Linked DNA regions of Mus musculus: region 1 is linked to region 2. A link is a loop called in an ENCODE intact Hi-C map of the cell type or tissue named here. Cell type or tissue: left cerebral cortex. All regions are shown on one strand. Links, peaks and the distances in the headings refer to the core of each region. The heading gives the core; the rest is flanking DNA. Region 1 holds the start of Neurl1b (neuralized E3 ubiquitin protein ligase 1B). Region 2 has its middle 65 kb from the start of Neurl1b.

Region 1 (11,372 bases), core at 2,161-10,160, 69 kb after region 2:
CACTTGCTGGAGTGCTCTGAAAGTGGCTTTTTAACAGCAGCTTCCCCACCCTGCCGCCACAAAGTCCTGTTGCCCTGAGCCATTTTATCTAAGTGAAATTCCTCAACTCCTTTTATAGCAATGGCGACCTCTCTAAGGACCCCAGGGTCATACAGAGTGAAGGCCTACCCAGCTAAAGTACCTTTGCCCACCAGAGTTTGGGGTGAAATTTTAAATAACTGAGAGCACTTGTAATTGAGAATTAGAAACTCAGTACAGAATAGGTCTGGCCATGGCTTCCTGGGGAACAACAGAGGAGAGTCTGAGGACAACGAGAAACCAAGGCAGGAGGCGGTCCTCTGAGCACCTCTTTTTACTCCGTTTCAGAGGGAGCTTGCCCTCAGCCACTGGGAGATAGGTTTGGACATCTCGTCTACCCACTGACCCTCGGTTTACCCTGTCTGTGCTGTGGAGGTAATAACCCTGCTTCCTAAACTGACGAGAGTACTGAGTATGGGAGTCTGAAAGTAATGGTTAGGGACTGGGTCTCCTCACAGAGTCATTACACCTCCCCCACCTTGGTGTGTTAGTCTGTGAATTGGACTAGGGGTGGCATGGGCTAGCTGGCCTTTTATAGAAGAGTAGCCAAGGCTGGAAGGTTCTGAGAAAAGATTTATGCGGTGGGAGTGGATGCACCTCCCCCTCTCAGCCCCCTCCCCCCCCCCAACGCCGCCGCCTCGTACCTCCTGGCAACACTACCCACCTCACATGCCACCTCGTTCTCTCAAAAACCCTCAGCCGGCCCTATCTGACACTTCAATGTTATTGTTGGTTTTGACCACTATGTGATCTTGATTGCTAATTTTCTCTTCCTTGAGAGCAGGGACTGCGTCTGGGGCTCAGCAGAGGGCCTGGTACATAGGGTGTGGGCAGTACTTTAATGAAGAAGGCACAGTGAGCTCAAGTCTGGGTCCCGCCCCCCCCCCTAAACAACCACTACATACTGAAGTCTCTCCTCCTAGGTATGCGGCCTAGGGGATGGAGAAGTTCCCCATCCCTACCCCCCACCCCCATCTCACCCTGGATGGACTGTCATGGAGCCCTTGACACTGTCTGGCGTGACCTGCATGTGTGCGCGTCGTCCCTGAGTCGAGGCACCACCCAAAGTGGCCGAATGCCTGGACAAGGACTCGGCACCCGGCGACCCATCCCGATTGGCAAAAAGAGCAAGGTCGGTGCGCGCGGGAACGACGAGGGCAGGAGGCCAGCCCCGCCTCTCCAGCGCGCTACCGGTGCAAACTTTCAAAAGACGCGGCGGCGGCCCCAGCCCCGCCCAAGCACGGTTGGTGGCGGGCGCGGGGGCGGGGCGGGCGCGCCCGGGCCGGTGGCTCCGCCTCCTCCCGCCGCCGCCCGCGCCGCCCATCTGCCGCCCGCCGGTCGCCGGTGCAGCGGCAATGCCCCGCAGCCCGGCCGCGGCCCCCGGCCCGCCCAGCTAGCCCCGCGCCGCGAGTCTCGGAGTAGCGATGGGCAACACGGTGCACCGGACCCTGCCAGGTACGCCCGGAGCCGCGCCCCGAAGTGGCGCGGAGCGCCTGGTCCTCCCCGGGTCGTCGCAGCCGCGGAGCCCGGGTGCAAGCCAGAGCCTGGTTGCCGGAGCCCGAGCCCCGGAGCCGCACCCCTGCAGGGATGTGCGGACCCCTCCTGGTTTTCCTGGCCTTGGCCGTGCGCCCCACGCCTTTGTTCCAGCCGGAGGTCGCTAATGAGCGAGCCGGAGGGAGGTATCGGGGCTTCCCCCGGCCGGAACCCTTCAGGGGGGTTGCAGGGCGCGGGTGTCCCGGGTCTCCGCGTACAGTCCACAGGCGCCCCCGGCACACGTGCTAGTTCTTGGCGGCGTTCCCACGCGCGCCCGGCTGCGCCCCGTTCGGGTGTCCGTTCTGTTGGGGGCCCTCCCAGCCCCATCTGAGCCATTGCTGTGGGGCGCATCGCCCCCTAGTTAAAAGCGCCCTAGAATTTCCTAGACCCGAGAAAGGCGGTGGGCGAGGGGCGTGGGGCGGGCGTGCGGAGGCCGGGGGACGCCACGCCTCGCTGAAAATACCTAGTGATGGTGGAACATGTCAGCGCGCCGAGGCTGTCACTGCCTGTCTGCAAAGAATCGTCCTCCTAAGAAAAGACACCCCGATTTTACACAAGAAGTTTAACCTCAGTACAGGAGAAATGACCCGGTGACAGGCAGTGGTGGGAGACTGCATGGGCCCTGTCAGCCTGTCTGCCCCGCCCCTCACCCCCACTGTGTCCCAAGTCTTCAGAAGTGTTTGGGCATAAAACTGGGCATTCGGCATTCGCAGCATCCTTAAGCAGAGGCTCTCTCTCTCTCTCTCTCTCTCTCTCTCTCTCTCTCTCTCTCTCTCTCTCTCTGTGTGTGTGTGTGTGTGTGTGTGTGTGTGTGTTGGGGGAGGGTAGTTCAGAGAAGAAGCAAGTTGGCTGTAGGTCAGATTTAGCACAGCCCAGCTGACACCCCATCTCTGTTCTGACACCCCCACAGCCCTTCCTCCGGCAGTTATCCTAATAGAGTTGTCTCTTCCCCTGGAAGGGATTGGACCAACCTGAGACCTAAGGACCACTGGGGAGACAGACAGCCCCTTCTACTAACAAGCCCCTGGGTGGCTTTTACTGGATCATTCCTAAGGTCAGCCAGGTGGAGTCACAGGCTGGTCAGCTTCAGAGGTGGCTTTGGAACCTGGGTCTGTACTAGACAGAGTGATAACCGCTTCTTGCTAGGCTGAAGAGACCCAGCCACCGATCTGGAGGGACCTGAGGTCACATCAGAGATGGCAGTCACAGAAGCCCATGACGGAGACACAGTACATACTCAACTAGAATTCCTGTGCTATTCTGGTTGGTTTTTTAAAAAGCCATTCTGCCACCTGTGGGTCACACTTGGAGCAAGGCAAGGGACAGGCTGTCTCACCAGGTGCTCACACATTGCTGGGGTGCCCATTCCCCTGGAGTCTGATGCTGTGGGTGGAGCACTCTAGGCTGGGGGCTCAGAGTCAAGGCAGGTCACCTCATGCTGTGTGGGAACCTCCTACCCTCAGTGAGGAGGCACATCAGATAACAGGTGCCCAAAATGTAAAGACTTATATATTGTTTTTAGATCCACCTGCCATTGGCTTCTGGCATCTTTACATCCTCTCACACCTGGACTGTTCTTTCTTGTCTCACCACCAGGTTCTCTGGTCACCTTTTCCAGGGACCTTACACTCTCTGCCCTAATGGGGACACCTTCATAAGGCTTCGTGTTTGTATGACTGTGCTGCACCATCACTGTGTCTTCTTGTGACTCTCTAGGGGTTCTGTGAGGACAGACTCCATGCCTTGATTGTCTCATTCCCTGGTTTGCCCGGCCCAGAACCTAGTGCCTAGTGCAGCCTCAGAACCGTGTGGTGGAGCGCACATGGAGCCTGCATATTTGGCTGAAGGAGTACTTGGCACAGGCTGGCCCTGAGGAAGCCTGTGCTCTCCTTCTCAGGGAAGGAACATGTGTGTGGGGTGGAGTTCATTCCACAGGACTGGAAATCGAGGGCTGGCGTTTGCTGAGCACCTGGGTTCTTCACCAGGCTCCCAGCATCTGTGACTGCAGGCATGAGCTAAGCACGCCTCTGAAGGCTGCTACACTCTGATCACACTCTGAGCAGGCTGCCTGCAAGTTTCACGCTGACCTCCGAGCAGCTGCCCCTTCTCTTCCTTCCCTTCCCTCAGGCCCCTGCTATAGACTGAGTCTTGACATTGTGATTCCCTCCCAGGCCCCTTTCTTTGCTTTATGGTTCTCCTGAGCATAGTCACTGTGTGACACATGTATGATCACTGTTGTGTGTTGAGTAGGGGCTAGGACACAGTCGATGTTTGGATGCTTGGGGAATGAATGAATGAATGAGTTTAGTCCTCCCAGCAACCCCTTCCAGCAGAGTCATTACTCCCATTTGATGGATGGAAAACAAAAACAAGAACCAAAAAACCAAGGCTCTCGGAGGTCAAATGGCTTGTTCTTGCCTACAGAGCTCCTCTAGTTGGCAGTGCCAGAATTGAGATCTGGGTCTATTTAGCTCCAAAGTTCTCTGTTGTTGGTTTTTTTTTCCTCCTGACAGGCGATATCCTCTCAATCGAGGCTCAGATAACACTTATTAAGTGCCACCATGGTTTAGATAATGTTTATTGGGCATTCCACCATGCACATGGTGTGTGTGCTACATGGCACAATAAGGAAATGCCAAAGAAAGGGAAGTGCCCTTTGGTTGGTGTTCATAACCTTGGCAGCTCTCTCAAACTGCACCAACATATTCTGATGTATACCCTTGACCCAGGAGAGAGCAAGGGTCAGCGGGAGATATTGCATCTGTTGAGCTCCTACTGTATGTGTCAGCCTCCCTTCCCAGGTGCAGTTCAACCCTGCAACGTAAGGTATAGTGCCCTCCAGTTTAGAGGCGGGCCACACAGGGAGACCAGGTAAGGCCAGCCCACACAGGCTCCATCCAAGCTGGGACTTAGCTGACAGAGATCCATCAGGTTCCTAATGCCCCGCGTTCTCGCCCTGGGCTTCCCCTGAACTTTATAAGGAGAAAATAAATGGGTAGAAATTGGGGGGGGAGTACCATCCCAGGTTGGGGTGGGTACCAACCAGCACATTCTAGCCCCTTCCCTGTGCACCTCTGGGGTTCACCTGTAGCACTGTTTGGAGGAGATGCTAAGTTCAAACTGTAGACTTGGTTTAATCATTAAGTTGTCAAGTGCTTGGCCAAGCCTGCTCCATAGCCTGTTACTTGTCTGGGAGTTTTGGTTGAGAAGCTATGCCCAGACTGCACTGGGCTGCCATGGCAGGCTGGGGTGTTCAAAGGGGCTCTCTTTGATTTCACAGATAAAAGATGAAGGCTCAGAAATGTCAAGGGCAGAAGCATTATACATAGGGGGAAGAGAGACAGTCAGAGACAGATATAAAGACGACAGACACAGAGAGACAGAGACAGAGAGAGGATTCCTAACCTACTACATAGCTTGCTAAGTCTAGATGGGGTGTACTCACCCCTTCTTTGAATGATCCTTCCCACAGAGCCCCTCTCCCCATCAGCCTCAAACAAGGCCCTCCTAGACAAAGCAAACCTGGGCAGAGCCCTACAGCTGCTTGGCCACTTTGCGGCACAGCATCCTGTCTGACTGCTGAGATGGTGCTCTCAGAGCAAGTAGCTGCTGGTGTTTCTGAGCCATGTCTTTCTCAGCCCCTGGGAAGATAGCGGTCTTGGTTATTCTGCCATAGCCAGCAAAAGGTCAACAAGTGACAGTTGCTTTTCTCTGCACCCTCTTCTCTCAGATGCAGTGTGGAGCTGAGTTGAGCTTCCTTTGTCCTCTTGGCCATGTATACCCCTCTTTTCCCCCAGGTCATTGACATTTTCTTTTCTATCTGAGCTGAGCCTCTCAAGGCCACAGAAGTTCCTTCAACTGCCTAGAGACCTACATGTTGCCGTGTAGGCTGGGCAAGTTCCCTTTGGTGAGGCCCTGTAAGGATGCCGTGGGCTGCGCTATGCAGACAGTGGATATAGGAGAGGAGCTGGGGGTCTGTCCTGTGTGGATGGATGCAAGGTGGAGAAGTGGTCTGTGTTCTGGACAGACAAGTTGGGCTTCTTCTGTTTCATCCCATCTGGTTCATCTGCCCCCCCCCCTCACTGTGGGTGATTAGGAATGCTTCCTGGAAGAGGTTACCTTCCGATAGGAAGTCCAGCTGAGTGTCTGCTTGCTCTTAGGGTCTCCATGTGGCTTCATGCTTTAGTTATTCTGTGGCCACCAACATCTATCATGTGCCCAGCATGGGGTGCAGGCTTGAATGCCATGACCAGAGGGTGGCATGCTTCCTGTAGAGTGGACCAGCTTAGTGCTACCCTATCGGCCCAAACCAAGGTGGGCCACCAACATGCCTGTCTACTATGGGTCAGCTCCAGCTACTAAATGCTCTTTAGTGATACAACGTAGAAAATATACTAGTATGCACTCATTATAAAAGGATTATTTTGTAAAGATGTCTTATTATTATTTTAATTATGTATATGCATGTGTGTGAGATTGTGCTCGTTAGTGCAGGTGTCCTTGGAAGTCAGATGTCAGGTTCCCTGGAACTGGAAAGCTCATGGTTTTAAACTGTCTGGTGTGGGTGCTGGGAACCAAACTCAGGTCCCCTAGAGGAACAGCAAATGCTGTCAACTGCTGAGCAGTCTCTCCAGCTGTGTGTGTGTGAGTGTGTGTGTGTGTCTGTGTACCACATATGTGTCGTGCCTACAGAGGCCAGAGGAACATTGAGATCCCTTAGAGTGAAGTAACATGGTGTCATAAGCTTCCCATTATGGGTGCTAGGACCCAAAGGCTGGTCTTCTGCAAGAGTGGTAATGGCTCTCTCTTAACCAGGGAACCATCTCTACAGTCCAAGAGGATTCTTTGGAGACAGGCTCTTGCTCTGTATGGTCTAGACTGGCCTTGAACCCAGGCTTCCTAAGTGCCACAGTGTCCGTTCATGTCCATGTCACAGGTCAAATGTATCTCTGATGAATACAGCCCTTGGGGACAGAGGCCACTTGGCTGCAGGGGAGGTGAGGGCAGAGCCTGGAGCCCAGACCTTAGGCTAAGGCCACACTGCACCCCAGATCCTCAGCGGGAAGCAGGAACATGAGGGGCAGCTCCCAGGAAGGCAGGGTCAATTGAGTAGGGTCTGGTAAGCAAGACAGAAGACCATCATGGCTGTCACTCGGGAAAGAAGTTCCCAGCCTTGCCTCTGGGGGCCATAAGGACTGGCTGGCAGGTGGCTGGGTCAGTCTCAACCTCAGATCCAGGGCTAGATTGGAAGGTTCCCTTCAGGCACATGGACATTGGTCTCAGGCTCTCAGGCCCTTTCCAGAGCACCTGCTATTGATAGGGCAGTTGGCACACTCATCTGGGACAGGGACCATAGCCTGGTCTTGGGGAGTCAGGTTCTAGTGGGTGACACCAGGCAAGACACAGTAGTGATGGTGAGTGGCAAGAGAGACCTGAAGATGAGTCAGGGAGTGCTTCCTGGAGGAGATGTACTCCATCCTGGGGAAAAGTGACTTTGAAGGCAGAGGGCTCAAGGTCAAAGACCCCAGGTTGGGGGAGAAGACAGGAGCAGAACTGCGGAGGTCTGGGGCCGGTACTAACTGGGTGACTTGTGGGGAGGGATGTGATAGTTGAAGGATTTTACAGACCGAGTGCAATCTACTCCCTAGCTTCCCCACCAGGGCCAGGTCAGACTGTTTCATCCTCCCTGGGTGGAAAGGGAAGAGCCTGTACTTCCTGTCTGTATTTAGTGCTGTGCTCTGGGGGTGTAAAACAGAAGCCTAGAGGCAGACAGTGGGAGCAGAGGCTCAGGCACAAGACCAGGAAACAGACTCAGAGCAGTAATAAAACCTGCCCTGGGTTAGGTGGCTGAGAAGAGTCAGGTGAGCCACCCAACCTCAGGCCTGCCCTCAGGAACCTTTGTCCATCATCAAGTGGATGCCCCTTGTCCCCACCCTAAGCATCCTGGGACTTTCCTTCTCTGTCATCTGAAGGTGACTCATCTGTATCCCGCTTGCCTATAGCAAAACATCCCCTCCCAGCACCCTGGGCTCTGCATCCACAAAGGTGGGTGTGGCTCCGCACTGGCCTCTTTCAGAGTGCATGTGCCTGCCCAATGGAACCTGCATACCCACACCACAGCCGGCACCACAGGCCCACTTTTGCTAACCCGAGCTCAGTGGGCAAAGCTGACAGGCTGGATGTCAGGCAGGAACATCCTGTCCCCACTCTGGCTGTCATGGACGGTGTCGGCCAGGGTCCTAGATTATCTACCTACATCTGTGCTCTGCATCCCCTTCAGCCAGTTGGGTAGCATGATCTTCCAAGCCACACCCTCTCCTGGCACACTGAGGCGATGATACCATCCAGGTGTGCCTAGCTCTGGACCAAAAAAGTGTTCATGTTGTGCCTTAGAGTCATGAATTCACCCAGCCAGCCGACTGCTCCACCGTGAGCCCGGATCAGGTGTTCTCAGAGGAGTCAGACACAGGGTAATAATAACTGCTAACGTACAGCAGCCTGTGTGAGCCAAACACTATCCTAAGGCAGCAGCTTGTTTAAGCCTCAGCACAGGCCCTAATAGCCACTGCTGTTAGCCACATGTAACTGGTGGGAGACTGCTACAAAGAGAAACAGTCTCTTACCCTGGGGCACACAGTTTCTGCACGTTGGAGGGCAGGAATGGTCCTGAGGACTGCTGGGTTGAAGAGGGTGCCCCCTGCAGGTTAACTCAGTTAACAGTTCTGCATTCTTTGCTTGGTTGTCCTGAATCCCACCTGCAGGCATGGAAAGTTGAGCACGCTCCTGGTGGGCTCACCATGGGTTTCTGCCTGAGAAGCCACCATATCTGGAGTATATATCCCAGCCTTTGCCAAAGCCAGTCAGAGGATAGGCACTGTCCTGGGGCTTTCTGGGCAGTGCAGCTGGGAAGAGACACAGGCCATCCCATTGGAAATGTCCCCCATTAGCAGCTGGGGCCTCCAGGACCTGTGAACTACTTTCAGACATGATATGCAGGGCAGTGTGGGCAGAGGTCTGCTGTGTCGAGAGAAACAGATTTTAGTGCTGAAGGACTTCCACAAGTCAAGGCCCCTGGTGCAAGGGTGAGGGAATGAATGCCTGTGTCTGGAGTGGCTTGCCATAGCCATATGTCACATATATCCTCGGAGGACAGTCTGTTCTGGGATCTTGGGATAGGGTGCCCCGGTGAGCCAGGAATGCTTTCTATGGCTCTCTGACCCTTGCATTTATGTCCCCTTAATGGTCTGTAGGAGTTAGACCCGTTTTACAGATCAGGACAGTGAGGTGATGGGAAGCCACCCTCTCCAGCTAATCCAGCCAACCTCTATGCGGCTCAGCTCAATGGCAGGTGTTTGTGAACAGCCGCCAAGCACCCTAATCCTTCCTCATTCCTTCTCACGGGGACTCCGCTGGCCTAGTAGCACCCTACCTCAGACCTTGCCTCCCACTGGTAGGAAAAGCTCTTTAATGAGTAAGCCATTTGGGGAAGTGGATAGGTGGGGGCATCTGGCTGTGGGCTGGCAGAGGGCCCAGGGCATTTTGTTTGCACCCTCAACACCACCCAGTTTATACCACAGTTATGGCCCTTAGGCATGTGCTCGCTTCCCCTTGGCCCCCCAGGATGATAGATTTATGGGATGGGTAGGCACACGCTCCACCTTGTGCCTCCAAAGCTGGACTCAGTAACTTTCCACTGGAGACAGCCTCTCCTTGGGCCTCAAGGGAGCTTCCTGTCCTTCAAGGTCCTTGGTGTTCAAGGGCACAAGATGGAGGAGTGGAATTTCCATGTGTCCCGGTTGTGGCATAGGACTCTGTTCCGGAAGATGGGGGCTTTGTTCTCAGAACCAGGGGGCTCTGTGCCTTCTCACTCTATCTCCCTCTTTTTTTGTTTTTTGTTTTGTTTGTTTGCTTGTTTCAAGACAGGGTTTCTATGTATAGCACTGGCTGTCCTGGAACTCACTTTGTAGACCAGGCTGGCCTCGAACTCAGAAATCTGCCTGCCTCTGCCTCCCAAGTGCTGGGATTAAAGGCGTGCACCACCACTGCCTGGCTCTATCTCCCTCTTGACAGATTTGGGCACTGATGTCTGGAGCCGGACCCAAGGTCTTACAACAATTACAATTGGACTTGGCTAGAATTCCAAGAGAGGTATAAGAAAGAGCCCTGGGCTTGGAGGCAGTGCTTAGTGCAAATCTCTGTCCTGCTGCCTGTAAGCTGTGTGTCCTCGGGCAAGCTAGCTCCCCACTCTGAACTCCCCCCCCACCCCTCGCCATCTTTAGGATCAGAGTGACAATGGTACTGCTCTCCTCCAGCTCTGGAAATGAGAGACAGAAGTAAGTTAGACCCCTGCACACAGTAGGACTCCATGTGTGGCCTCTATGCTTAGAGGCAAAGAATCCGCATCCCCAGATTTGTTGAGATGAGGGATTAAGACTAAGTTGCCCTCTCACACCCAACATCTCCTTCCTGTCCCATGGAAACAAGTGTGGGCTTTCGCTCAAGTGTGGTTGACCTGTGCCCTGGCCATGGCTAGACCCTCTCCATCTCTAGACCTCATCTTCCCATCTATGAAATGGGTTTTGACCTATAGATTGGCTGCAGGAAGCCTGAACCCAGTACGAAGGAGGCTCTCACAGGCTCAGCACAGGCCTTCACCTCTTAGGGCAGTAGGCACTATGAGACACTAAAATAGCCAGCCTGCGGTGCAAAACTAAGCACACCCTGGCCTACTATGTGCTAAGCCTCCTCACAGGCCGTGGTCACAGCATCTTGATCCCATTTTAGATGGCTGCTTAGAATCCCACTGTCAGCCCACCTCAGTCAGCCGGGGCTTAGGCAGTTCCTCTGCCTCTCCAAGGTCCTCTTCTTCAGGGGCAGGGCTTGTAGCAGCCACCTCTGTCTCTGGGGTGGTGGGCTTGGGATCGAAGGATCAGCCTTCCAGCAGGTGTCCCTGTAGCTCCATTCAGGGCTGCAGGCCCTCCCTCGGAGCTCCTCCTCCATGGGAGCCCCCCCTCCCCCTCCTCCCAGCCACCTCGTTCCCTTTTCAGATTTTTTGCCTTTGTCCGTCCTGAGTTCCGCCAAATGCTGACCTTCTTTTGAGGCTGTAACCAGCTGATGGATGGTTTCCACTGCTACTCTGCCTGCCCCAGCCAGAGTCCCTTTCCGTGCCAAGTCCACAATGGCCTCACTTACATCTGCAATGCTCTCCTTGCAGGTTGGGGTGTTAGAGAGACCTGGGGTGGACATGCTATGCAGTGTGAGTCTGCGAAGAGGAGTGTGCTAGAGAGCCTGTTTCACTCCTGTTCCATGTCCACCCTTCAAAGTGCTGAGTAGGTCTGTTGGCACAAACACCCAACTCTTAGGAGAACCTGTAGGTGCTCACCTGGCACAAAGCCTCCGCTCAGAGCACCAGGTTGGGGGAGTGGCTGTCTGCAAAGCAAAGAGAGGGAAACACAGGCCTGGGCAGCTCCCGCCCTTATCAGTGAGCAGCTGCCAGGGCTGCCTGGAGAAGAGCCACTGGGGTGGGGGGTGCGGCAGTTGGACTCGATGTTCAAAATCCTGGCTGCCTTTCTCATGCCGCCTTTCTCATGCCTCTTCTATTGGGCCATTTGGACAGGCAGGGAATAAAGGGAGGTTTACAGTTTGCACTTCATTCTTCAGAGAGGTAGATCCATTGGGGGCATTGTCCAGCTTCAAACTCTTAAGCAGCCCCAAGCTTTCTTGACGATCTTTGCCTGGGCTTTAAGACCCTTTATCACACA
Region 2 (11,372 bases), core at 1,685-9,684:
GAGGGTGCCTCTTCTGCAAAGGATTCCATTTCTGGTTTTTCTGAAAGGAGGTCTCTAATTTGATGATGAGAATGCTTGAACCGAGACCTGTGTAGGGCCATGACATTCATGAACTCTCCTCATCTCTAGTCTTACCTTTTTCCAGTTTTCTAAAGACAAGCTTCCTTCCTCTGGGAAGCATGGACTGACACTCAGTACAAAGTCATAAAATGCTGCCAAACTCTTTGAGGTTGTAACACCTCTACTTTCTAGCATATGACTCAATACTGCCAGGAACAAGCCTCTGTTTTTGGACTGTGAATGCCCCATGATTTTTACGTTCTTGTTGTCTTTTTTTTTTTTTTCTGAGACAGGGTTTCTCTGTATAGCCCTGGCTGTCCTGGAACTCACTTTGTAGACCAGGCTTGCCTCGAACTCAGAAATCTGCCTGCCTCTGCCTCCCGAGTGCTGGGATTAAAGGCGTGCGCCACCATGCCTGGCTCACGTTCTTGTCGTCCTAACTCGATGTTTCTCTAGAGAGGAGTCTGCAGCACTCTTGATGAAATCCTATCCTTTACTGAAAAAGAATTTTGAAAAAATGTAGAGAGAAAGCTTACCTGCTTCGAGTCCCACATTCAGGCGCCAGCTGTCACGGACGACCCCAGTCAGGTATGGGGGTCTCTGAAAGAAGGGTTCTCGAAGCTAGGTGGGTAAGGATTCGGTGGTGACAAACGAAACAAATACAGAGGCAGTATGAATCTGAGTGTGTTTTGCAGTTCTCAAGCAGGGGATTCTATACATTAAAAAACCAAACATTACATCTCTTAGAAACTATATCCAGTGAAACAATCACAGATACCAACAAAAATCATTTGGCACAGTAAAACACAAAAATCATCCAAGCATTACAACCCTGAAACTACGTATTCAGTGAATCACAAACAGAACAGGTAACATCGTTATAAATCATCAAAATACAACAATTCTAAGAGGATGTATTCAGCGGGGGCTGTTGTCCAAGGCTAGTGGCTTATTTCCAGGAGCAGGTTAATAAATCTTTAACGGTCAGTGCTCTTAACCGCTGAACTCTCCAGCCCCGTGGTCAGTTATTACTTAACATCTAGTGCCTGATTTTTTTCTTCAATGTTTAAATTTAAACTATTTTAATTCTTTCTAATTAAGGCTTTCTTTACCATATATCAAAATCTACCACCGATGACACAATGTAGCCATATGAAATTTTATTGTTGGGAAAGTTTTTATCATACTAGTTTTTTTTGTTTGTTTTTTTGTTTTTTGTTTTTGTTTTTGTTTGTGGTTTTTTGAGACAGGGTTTCTCTGTGTAGCCCTGGCTGTCCTGGAACTCACTCTGTAGACCAGGCTGGCCTCCAACTCAGAAATCCACCTGTTTCTGCTCCCCAAGTGCTGGGATTAAAGATGTGTGCCACCATGCCCAGCTCCATACTAGTTTTGTAAATGATTTAGAAAGTAAAGCATTGGTTTCCCTGAGGATAAGGTCATGCTAGTGGCCCCATCTCTAGGGATGGTTTCTTACCCATTATTCTCACTTAAGATCTTGGCCTAGGCTACCAGGAACATGTAAATAAGAAAAGAAATAAGAGAAAACAAAACATTGCCATGAGAACTACCACTCAATATTTTTTTCTCCGGCGAAGAGTTCCACAACCGGTTCCAGGAGGCCTCCCCCTTTTGAGGTCAATCGCCTCAGTCTGTGGAACTTGTCACACAGATCCTTTGAGTGACTTATTTTAATCTCTTCACACCTCAGTTTCCCCAACCGTGACGAGAACTGTCATAACTACTTCACACGGTGGCTGAGGAGATTCAACAGATCACCCGTAAAAAAAGACAGCCGAGCCAGGCGTGGCAGTAGGCACAAGCACTGGAAACCCACCACAGGCCTGTTCTAGATGACGATAAGAGACCTCACAACACACAAAGTGGCTTGCATCTGCCAGCTCACATGCATCTATAAACTTTAGTGCAAACCTACAGAGAGATTTGAAGGGTGACTGGCCTCTCTGAGCAGTGAGTTTGGAGGGAGATTTTCTGCTTTCTACTCTCCTATGTAACCCAGACTAGTTCAACCATCAGATCCCTGGTGAGGGTTCTCAGTGGAAAACTTTCTTTTCTTGGTGCTGTAATAAGATGCCCTGACTAAAGAAGCTTAAGGGAGAAAGGATTTATTCTGGTTCATAGGCGGAGGTACAGTTCATCACCATGGGGGTTAAGGGGTGGGAGTGGGGGGGAAGGCGAGGAGCCAGAGGCAGCCATTCACATCACACCCACAGCCAGGACTAGATGCACCGGGTGCTGGTTCTCAGCTTGCTTCCTCTGTTTTCTACAGTCCAGGGCTCCCTGCCTAGGGAATGGCACCACTCACAGTTGAGTCTTTGTATCAATCAACTTAATCAAGATAACGCCCACGAGGGTGGCCAGAAGCCCTCTCCCTCTTTAGTTTACATTGTGTCAAGTTGACAATCAACCCTAACTATCACAGTGGTTTTAATAACCAGGATTGTTTCTGGATTCCAGTCTACTCAATCCCCCTCGTAAACCAAACCAAACCAACCAAGCAAACAAACAAAGAAACATAAGTCAGTTAGGTCACTGGACAAAGTACTGGAGCAGGGAAGATCAGCTGCAGAGAAGGTGGAGTGCTGAGGCCCAAAGTCCAACCTTTTTCCTGGGGCCACCCAGGAGCCCCTAAAGAAGAGCCCCTTAGGGCTGGGAAGATGGCCTTTGGAAGAGCAGCCAGTGCTCTTAGAGCCAAGATACACAGGTAAGTGCAACAACTTATGGTAGATATTTAAAAATCATGGATTATGGGCTGGAGAGATGACTCAGCAGTTAAGAGCACTGACTGCTCTTCCGAAGGTCATGAGTTCAATTCCTAGCAACCACATGGTGGCTCACAATCACCTGTAATGGGAACCAATGCCCTCTTCTGATGTGTCTGAAGACAGCTACAGTGTACTCATATTTTCAATAGCAGACCACAGATGTCACGAGGGTCAGCTGTCTTGGGTGGACACTGTCCAGACCTCCTGAGGTTTCTGTAACTCAAACAGCTGTTAGCATAACAGGATGACAGCTTCAGTCACATAGCAGGCCAGATACACTTCCTGCTGCACGAGTTGGTGGTGGGCTCTGCTGTAGCCTAAGATCAGCCAACTCATCAATAAGGAGCTGCTGCTGCTACTGCTGCAAGATGGCAGCTGCATGGCCAACAGGAGAGTAGAAGGTAGAGATCAGGTAACACCAGACAAAAAACTGGCTCCATTTTTAGCTGGGAGATTTTGCTTTATGAATTGCATGACCTTGCAGTTTAAAACATTATTTTCTATTTCTGAATTTCCCATTAGATATTTGGGGATTGTGGTTGGCTGTGGGTGGCTGGACCCTGAACAACAAAGTTGCTGACAATGCTTGCCGTGGTTCCCACGGACAGAATGGGTTGAAGCTGAGAGCACACGGCTTTCTTTCAGGCCCATGATTCCGCCTAATGCCTCACAGAATGGTTATTATTAGCCTCCCTAAGTTCATGTACTGGGAACCTTCTCCTTAAATCCAACTTTGATGGTAGGTAGTTGGAGGTGGGACCTTTGGAGATGTGATGGATGTTAGAACAGACCATGAAGCAGGGCACGTGTGATGGCTCTAGTGGCTTTATGGGCGGAGGAAGTGTTATGCAATTTTTCTTGATGAAGCTCAGAGAGAGGAAATGGTGAGCTTCAGTCCCACTGAAGATCACTAAAGAAGCCTGGAGTTGATGTATTTGTTTTAAAACCTACTTGGGTTGTGGGTAAAGGTGGCTCGGTGGATAAAGGCTCTTGATGCCAAACATGATGACCTGAGTTTGATCTCTGGGATCTACGTGGTGGAAGGCGAGAAGTGATTCATGCAGATTCATGCCTGCCATATATGTGTTAAAACACACACACACACACACACACACACACACACACACTCACAACTCACACAAACACACACACTCACAACTCACTCACACAAACACACACACTCACAACTCACTCACACAAACACACACATACACACACATACACACTCACACACACTCACACACACTCACACACTCACAACTCACTCACACACACATATACTCACACAAACATACACACACACACTCACAACTCACACAAACATACTCATTCACACACAAACACACACACACTCTCACATACTCACACACTCACACACTCACAACTTACACAAACACTCACTCATGTGCACACACACTCAAACGCTCTTACATAATCACACATATACACACACACACACTCACACACAACTCACTCACACAAACACACTCACTCATACACATTCTCTCACACACACACTCACAACTCACTCACACAAACACACACACACATACACTCACACACACTCAGACACTCTCACATACACACACACTCACATACACATGTAATAAAACTATTTAAAAAACTGTGCTTGTTTTACTGGACTTGATAAGCAGTGTTTCACTGGCACTGAGCTTTCAAAGACTCATGTGCATTGTCTTTCTGTCTTCAATGTACAGATCAAGATGTGAGCTCTCAGGCTGGAGAGATGGCTCAGTGGGTAAGAGCACTGACTGTTCTTCTGAAGGTCCTGAGTTCAAATTCTAGCAATCACATGGTGGCTCACAGTCACCCGTAATAAGAGCTGACACCCTCTTCTGGTGTGTCTGAAGACAGCTACAGTGTACTTATTTATAGTAATAAATAAATCTTTCCGCCCCAGAGCGAGCAGGGTTGACCGGAGTGAGCAGAGGTCCTAAATTCATTTCCCAGCAACCAGATGCAGGCTCAAAACTATCTGTACAGCTACACTGTATACTCATAATATGTAAAATAAATAAAAAAGATGTGAGCTCTCAGCTGTTCCTGCCTCTACATCTTTTCTCCAGCATCATGGACCCTAACCCTCTGAAACCGTAACCCTCAAGTTAAATTCTTTCTCTTGTAATTTGCCTTGGTCATGGTGTTTTACTCCAGCAATAGAAAAGTAACCAAGAAAACTTTCCTTTCCACTCCTTCTCTTCTTTTTGATTTTTTTCTTTCTTTTTCAATTTTGAGAAAGGGCTTTACTACATCACCCAGATTCGTACTGAACTCATAACCCCCCTGCCTCCACCTCCCAGGTCCTGGGACGTTTGTAGGCACCCACCACTACCTTCAGATACCTACTTCTTTCTCTTTTTGTCTTTCTTTCCAGTTTAGGTTCTGTGGGCTCAGATTCTTTCATCTTCATAGCCCAAGGGGCAAGAAGTTCTCTAGCAAATCCTATCAGAATGGGCCAGAGAAGAACTCTGGCCTGTGCTGGCTCACATGCTGTTTGGCAGGGAAATCAGTGACTAAGGACCTGAAGTACTGTGGTTGGTCAAGACTGATCCATGCACCTATCCCTAGAGGGCGTAGGGGTAAGGTTTGTTACTTAAAGAGACTCCTGGGAGAATGTTTTTGACAATTGAGAATGATAGCTTCATACTGTTGTATTGAGTGATGGGTTTTCCCTTCACTAGGGACTTCTGGGGATAGAATGCCCTAATGAGATTGCAGAGACAAATGGTGGGAATTTTAGGCATGATTAAAAAAAAAAACTCAAAAGAAATACTTTGGGTTAAGGAAAAACACATTTTCTAGGCTTAAAAATGAGCGCATCCTTTTTTTGCAGTGGGGCCTCACCAGCGAATTCCCAGAGTGAAAAGCATTAGTGTTTATATACATATTTCAGGATGGTGTGGGAGTTGTGTTTCTGGAATTAGAATGCACCCTAGCATCCAACTGCATGCTTAATGTGTTACCAGGCAAGAGGCCGCATTCACTGGGAAGGGGAGCTCGTTCATTGGACAACTTCAGTTCAAATCTTGATTCTATCCATTTCTAGCTGCATGATCACATGACTTATCTTTGCTATGGTCTCTGCTTGCCACGTGCAGAATGATGCTGCTGATACCATCCACCTGAGAGAGAGAGAGGGAGGGGAGGGGAGAGGAGAGGAGGGGAGGGGAGAGGATGGGAGAAGATGGGAGGCAGGGAAGGGAGAGGGATAGAGAATGGGGGAGGGAGAGAAAGGAAACGGACAGTGATGGAACATAGTGCACAGCAAAGTCCCCTCCCTTTCTGCTGTTATTTTTATTTGTAAACTCCCAAGCACAAGTCAAATTAGTGACTGGAGAGTCGGGAGGCAACATGGGAGTGTGGAGGAGAGAGGTCAAGGGTCCTCACTGGTTCGTATCCTTTTCAGGATCAGTGTGGTGTGGACACAGGCAGGGATGAAGAGGGGACAGACGACCAGTTTCCCTCTGGGGTCAGAAATCTTCCAGGAAAAGATTGGAAAGTTGCTCAGGCTGAGGTCATGGCTTGGGGAAGCCTAAATCAGAGAGAGAGAGAGAGAGAGAGAGAGAGAGAGAGAGAGAGAGAGAGAGAGAGAGAGAGAGAGAGATTCCACTTGAAACATTTCACTATCAGCAGGAAACTGCAAAGGCGCCCAGACGGGGGTAATTTACTAGGACACCCTTCCTGACCGGAACACTCCAAAGAGGAAACATTTATTTTGGCTCATGGTTTCAGAGGTGTCTCTGCCCATCATGGTGGGAAGGCACAGTGAAGTTCATGATGACAGGAGTATGGTAGGGTCCTCTCACATCATGGAGGGTGAGGAAGGTTCCTGCTGGGACAGCAGCCAGCAGTTGCTATAAGCATCAAAGCTTCAGCCTAGTGACTTCCCTCCATCCGCTGGACTCTATACCCCACAGCATCTATGGGCTCCCAAAACAGATGCACCAGCTGGGGACCAGTTGTCTAGACACAGCTGTGAATTAAACCACAGCACGGCCAAGGCTGCCACTCTTACCAGGTAGAGAGCAAACACTGGGTCAACACTAAGCAACAGGAACTGTCAGTGACGGCCAAGGGGAGGAGAGAGGTAGAAATGCCATTGCCCAAGCCCTTCACAGTAAGCGTGGCTTCATCATGCATGCAGACAGCTGAGGGCTTATACCCGCTGGAGCCAGCTGGGTTATATGCAGGCAGTCTAGGCTAGACCCTCCTTATACACAGTCACCTCAGAGCCCTGTGCCTACTCTCAGGCACTCTCAGACATTTCCCTGTTAGCCCTATTGGCCAAACAACCTGCACGCACTGTTTTTACAGACATAAAACTGAGGCAGAGAATGAATGGTGAAATATCTAGTTCAGACAACTGATGAGAGGTGGGGCCAGAAGTAACCAAGGGTCTGGTGGACTCCATGTCTGACACTTACTTGAGATTCAGGCTACTGAAGGCCAGGAGACGTTAGCGGATTCCATTGGCATCCAGGAGATCCTGAGTAGCAGTGTTTGAATGTCACTGAGTGGACAGTGTGGAGTGACAGTGACCGTTTCAGATGAAGCAACCCAGCACAGTGGATATTGTACATGAAGGGGTTACCTCTGCCACGTGTAAAATGATTTTCAATCCATGACAATGACAACTGGGTGCTTAGACTCCTTGCTCTCACTGAGGTGAGGCACTGGACTCCAGCCTCATTCCCCAACAACAGCTTGTCTCTCACTTCACAATGATGGGCGCTTTGGTAACCAGTGCAGAGGACTTGCCTGACCCAGAAGGCCCGCACTCCAGCACGCCCTGGTCTCTCAGTGTTCACACAGCAGGTATGTAGAACGCTAAGACTGTGTTGACAGACACCTAGGACTTCTGCAGGCAGTTTCTGTTCCCAGCATACGGACTGAGATGAACTGAGCTTGTAGAGAGAAAGGGCTCATCTGAGCTTACAGTCCTGAGGGTTCTGCTCTATGCCAGCTCCCTCTGCTGCCTTTCAGCCTAGGGCAGGCGGCTCTTCTCAGCAAGAGTGTGTGGTGGAGACCAACCAGTCCCCTCATGGCAAGGGAGCAGGGTGGGAAGAAAAGTCATGTTGTACTGACCTTCAAGTACCTACAGTGGCCCGAAGGCCTTCCTCTGTTCCATCCCCCGAAGGCTCCACATGCTCCCTACAGTGCTTCTCCTCGGATCAATCTCTTGCCACGAGGCCTTTAAAGACCCCAGAGAGCCAACCCATCACAGAAAGCTCGGGTGGCTTTCCCCACGGGCTCAGTTCAGGTCTATTGGACAAGCAAGGTGAGGTTAGACTATTCTAAATCTACGCTGAGGACTAGCAAAGCTGTGTTGGAAGCTGCAGGAGCAGATGCTGCAAAGGAAGGGGAGGGAAGACGCAAGGGGCCCCCACAGGACATGGCCACACTGAGTGGTGAGTACAGGGCTGTGTGCTCTGGAAGAACTCCAAAACCCTCATGAAAGGCAGGCTTCAATGACGCCTGAGTGGAGCAGAGTTTTGCTTCCTCTTACCCTTTCTTCTTTCCCTACCCCCTGCCTAACCCTAGAAGATTTCTCAGATGAGAAAAGAGAGAACCAAGAATCGGGAGGTTCCTCCCCCAGAGGTGGGCAGCTTCCCAGCAGACTCCCAAGTCTCTCAGGTACCCCCCTGATTCCAGGTTCCAACCGAATCACAGGCCACAGTGAAACACAGGCGAGCCCCGCAGGGCTCCTGCCACCTGGACGCACATGTTCTCCTGTAGAATCAAATGCTAGTGAACTGGAACCGGAGAGAAGGGACCATGAGAGGCTGAAAACCACGGAGTTCATTTTCAAAAGCTGAGTTTGTGTGTGGTGCGAGACATCGCACAGCCTCTAGCCTCTGGTCAGCAACTGTGCGTCGTGCTTCATGATTGGGCACTGCTACAACCTTTCTGGCAGTTTGGTATGCTGTGTGTCCTAGCCAGGAATCCTTAGCTGCATTCTACAAAGACAAGATGGGCCCTGAGACAGGACCTGGCTCTAACCTGGGCAACAGTCCTCCCAACAAGACCCTGCTGGCAGAGCTAAAGGAGAGGAATCCAAGTGCCCTGTTTAAGCCAGTTCATTCATTTTCATCATGGGTGTGTGTGTGTGTGCGTGTATGTGTTGGTCACTCTCCGTGTCTCTCACTGAACCCTGATGCCACTGACAGGCTAGACTGTCCAGAAGGGATCTGAACTCAGGTCCTTGTTTTGTGTGGCAAGCACTTCACTGACTGAGCCATCTCCCCAGGGTCCATTTATTAATGGAGGGAGGAATCAGGAACTTTTCAAAACCTTCACTGCAGACTCGCCCAACATGTCTCAGATGGGTCTTTGTGCAGCTGCATCTCCTGCCACAGTAACCAGGAGCTGGGGGTTATAGCGCAAAGCCTTCTGGGCTTTCCTGTCGGCTGCCCAGTACCTGGGAAAGGGTGCTTCTCTGAGCAGCTCCCGTAAGCTGGCTCATTACTGATTGTCTGACATGATTTTCTTCTGTCCTCTTACCTGGCCACCATATCACTCGGCTCTAGGGCCACTTTTCCTCGAGGCCCAGCCCCTGGGTGCCTGGTTTCCCCACTACACAGCAGAAGCCAGCACCTGGTAACCATGCTACCTCCAGTACCCACACATTCTTGCCATTTAACAGAGAGCCGGAGTTGTATTTGACTAGTCCAGGGGTGAGCATCGTGCAGGGCTTCCTCACGAGTGTGTGACCAGTGCCATCACACGAGGACCCTGTGTCTGTCACCATGAGCATGATCACCTTGTCCTGCAAGTCTAAATGAGCCCGTGAGTTTTTGTATTCATAGTGACATCTGAAGGCCTTGGCCCACACCTGGCTTGCCCCATGACCACAGCCTCTAACTCAGCTGCACACAGAGAGTGGGACATTGTGTGCTCCTCTACCGGCATCTCACAGTCCATTTCTGGGCTAAGAATTGCTGCACCCATTGTTGTGACTGCATCCCTGCAAGATCTAGGCTCAGGCACACTACATCCACATTCTTCCTACTAACTAGCATCAAGGGGAGGCAGCAGGCAGGGAAGAGGAATCAGCATGGCATAGCTTTCCAGGATGGCACCCTGGCCAAGACAGGCAATATCGACCTACAGGCTGGCAGGAGTGGTCCCCAGCACCCCTCAGTCCTATATACCCCAGGTCACAGCATAAGGCGTTGGCTCCTATAACCCTCGACAGCATCCTGCTCTAGTGGTTGGCTCTGTGCCCATGCAGGCAGCCCTCTCTTCTCCCTGGGTTACTTGAGCCTGCTTTTTCTCTTGAAGCCATTTGAGACCCCTGAGTTGAGTCACCATAACATTTTTGTGACTGTTTATGTGTTAAAGGCTCAGTGTAGACATTTAAAACCAGAATGGTGCAACATACAGGAGAGCATTGCATTTGGGCTAAGTGAACAGCAGTGTGCCTTTGCTTAGAATGGCATCAAATAGTGAATAAAAGTCCTGAGACTGCAAAGGAAGGACTTTTGTGGGACCCCAGAAGCACTGAGTAAGATGCTCCTTGAACAGGAAGCTTGAGATTTTACTCTCACAGCTCTCTGCCCAGACCAGCTCAGGTTTGTTGAACGAATGTACTCTGGTACCACATTAATGTAGACAAGCTTTGAAAATTCATCGTCAGGTAATGTGGGAACACCAGGGTAACATACAGCATAAACTCCAGCCCAGGTGGTCTAGTTACTTATCCCTCAGGGGCTCTAAGAGCCAGAGCAAATGGCAGAACTAATCAAGGGAGGAAGTGCTCACAGTCCTCCACTGTGCTCCTCCACTGTGCTCCTCCACCATGTTCCTCTGCTTTGCTCCTCCACTGTGCTCCTCCACCATGCTCCTCTGCTGTGCTCCTCCACTGTGTTCCTCCACCGTGCTCCTCCACCATGCTCCTCTGCTGTGCTCCTCCACCGTGTTCCTCCACAGTGCTCCTCCACAATGCTCCTCGGCTGTGCTCCTCTGCTGTCTTTTCACCTGGTTACCTCATCACCCAACTCTCAGCCTAGGACTACTTTCCCACAGGGCCTCATCTGCAGTTGGCTAGTGTCACAGCAGGGAAAGGAGGTGACAGGAGCAGCTCTGTCCACATTCATGGTGGCTGAGCACAAGGTGACAGCTGTTCACACACAGAGACAGCAAGCAGAGCCAGCAGCCTGAAGGCAGGGGCCTCAGGCATAAGTCTCACCTTCAAAAGCCCTACTTCCTAGAGACTCTTCTGTCAGTCAGGTCCCACCTCCTAAACACTGCATCCCTCAGAATAGCACTACATGATGGGTCTGGGTGTTCAAGACCTGAGTCTGGCAGGAGATGGTTCGAAGCAAAACTAACAAGTGCTGCCAGTATGGCGACCAACTTGCAGGGAATTTGTTTTGTAACCAGAAAACGCTGGTACTCACTAACACAAGTGTAGTGTAGTAAAGAATAAATTAGTGACATCATAGACATCAATCCCATATGCCTTCATAACCATGTTGGCTGGTCATTACTGATGAAGCTCGTGCAGGT

Evidence for each region. Peaks named below come from ENCODE experiments on the same cell type or tissue, not always from the same donor. Only the 100,000 strongest peaks of a DNase experiment are listed, where the experiment ranks them.
Region 1: a loop joins it to region 2, with 1.9 times the contacts of the local background. A loop is called at or near these places in 3 of 42 quality-filtered maps.

Annotation. Positions count from the first base shown.
Region 1 is chr17:26,413,463-26,424,834 of GRCm38, forward strand. Neurl1b (neuralized E3 ubiquitin protein ligase 1B) reads left to right here and starts at 1,397. Exons shown (of 5, transcript NM_001081656.3): 1 at 1,397-1,533. The coding sequence starts at 1,503. In left cerebral cortex, for the core only: CTCF peaks have their summits at 2,916, 6,745, 7,380 and 8,306 (motif pointing left); DNase peaks (open chromatin) are centred at 2,487, 2,871, 3,471, 7,374 and 2 more places; H3K4me3 peaks cover 953 bases; H3K27ac peaks cover 1,712 bases.
Region 2 is chr17:26,344,601-26,355,972 of GRCm38, forward strand. No RefSeq gene overlaps it. Among named protein-coding and RNA genes, the nearest start is that of Neurl1b, 65 kb to the right of the region's middle. In left cerebral cortex, for the core only: a CTCF peak has its summit at 5,469; a DNase peak (open chromatin) is centred at 5,819; H3K27ac peaks cover 553 bases.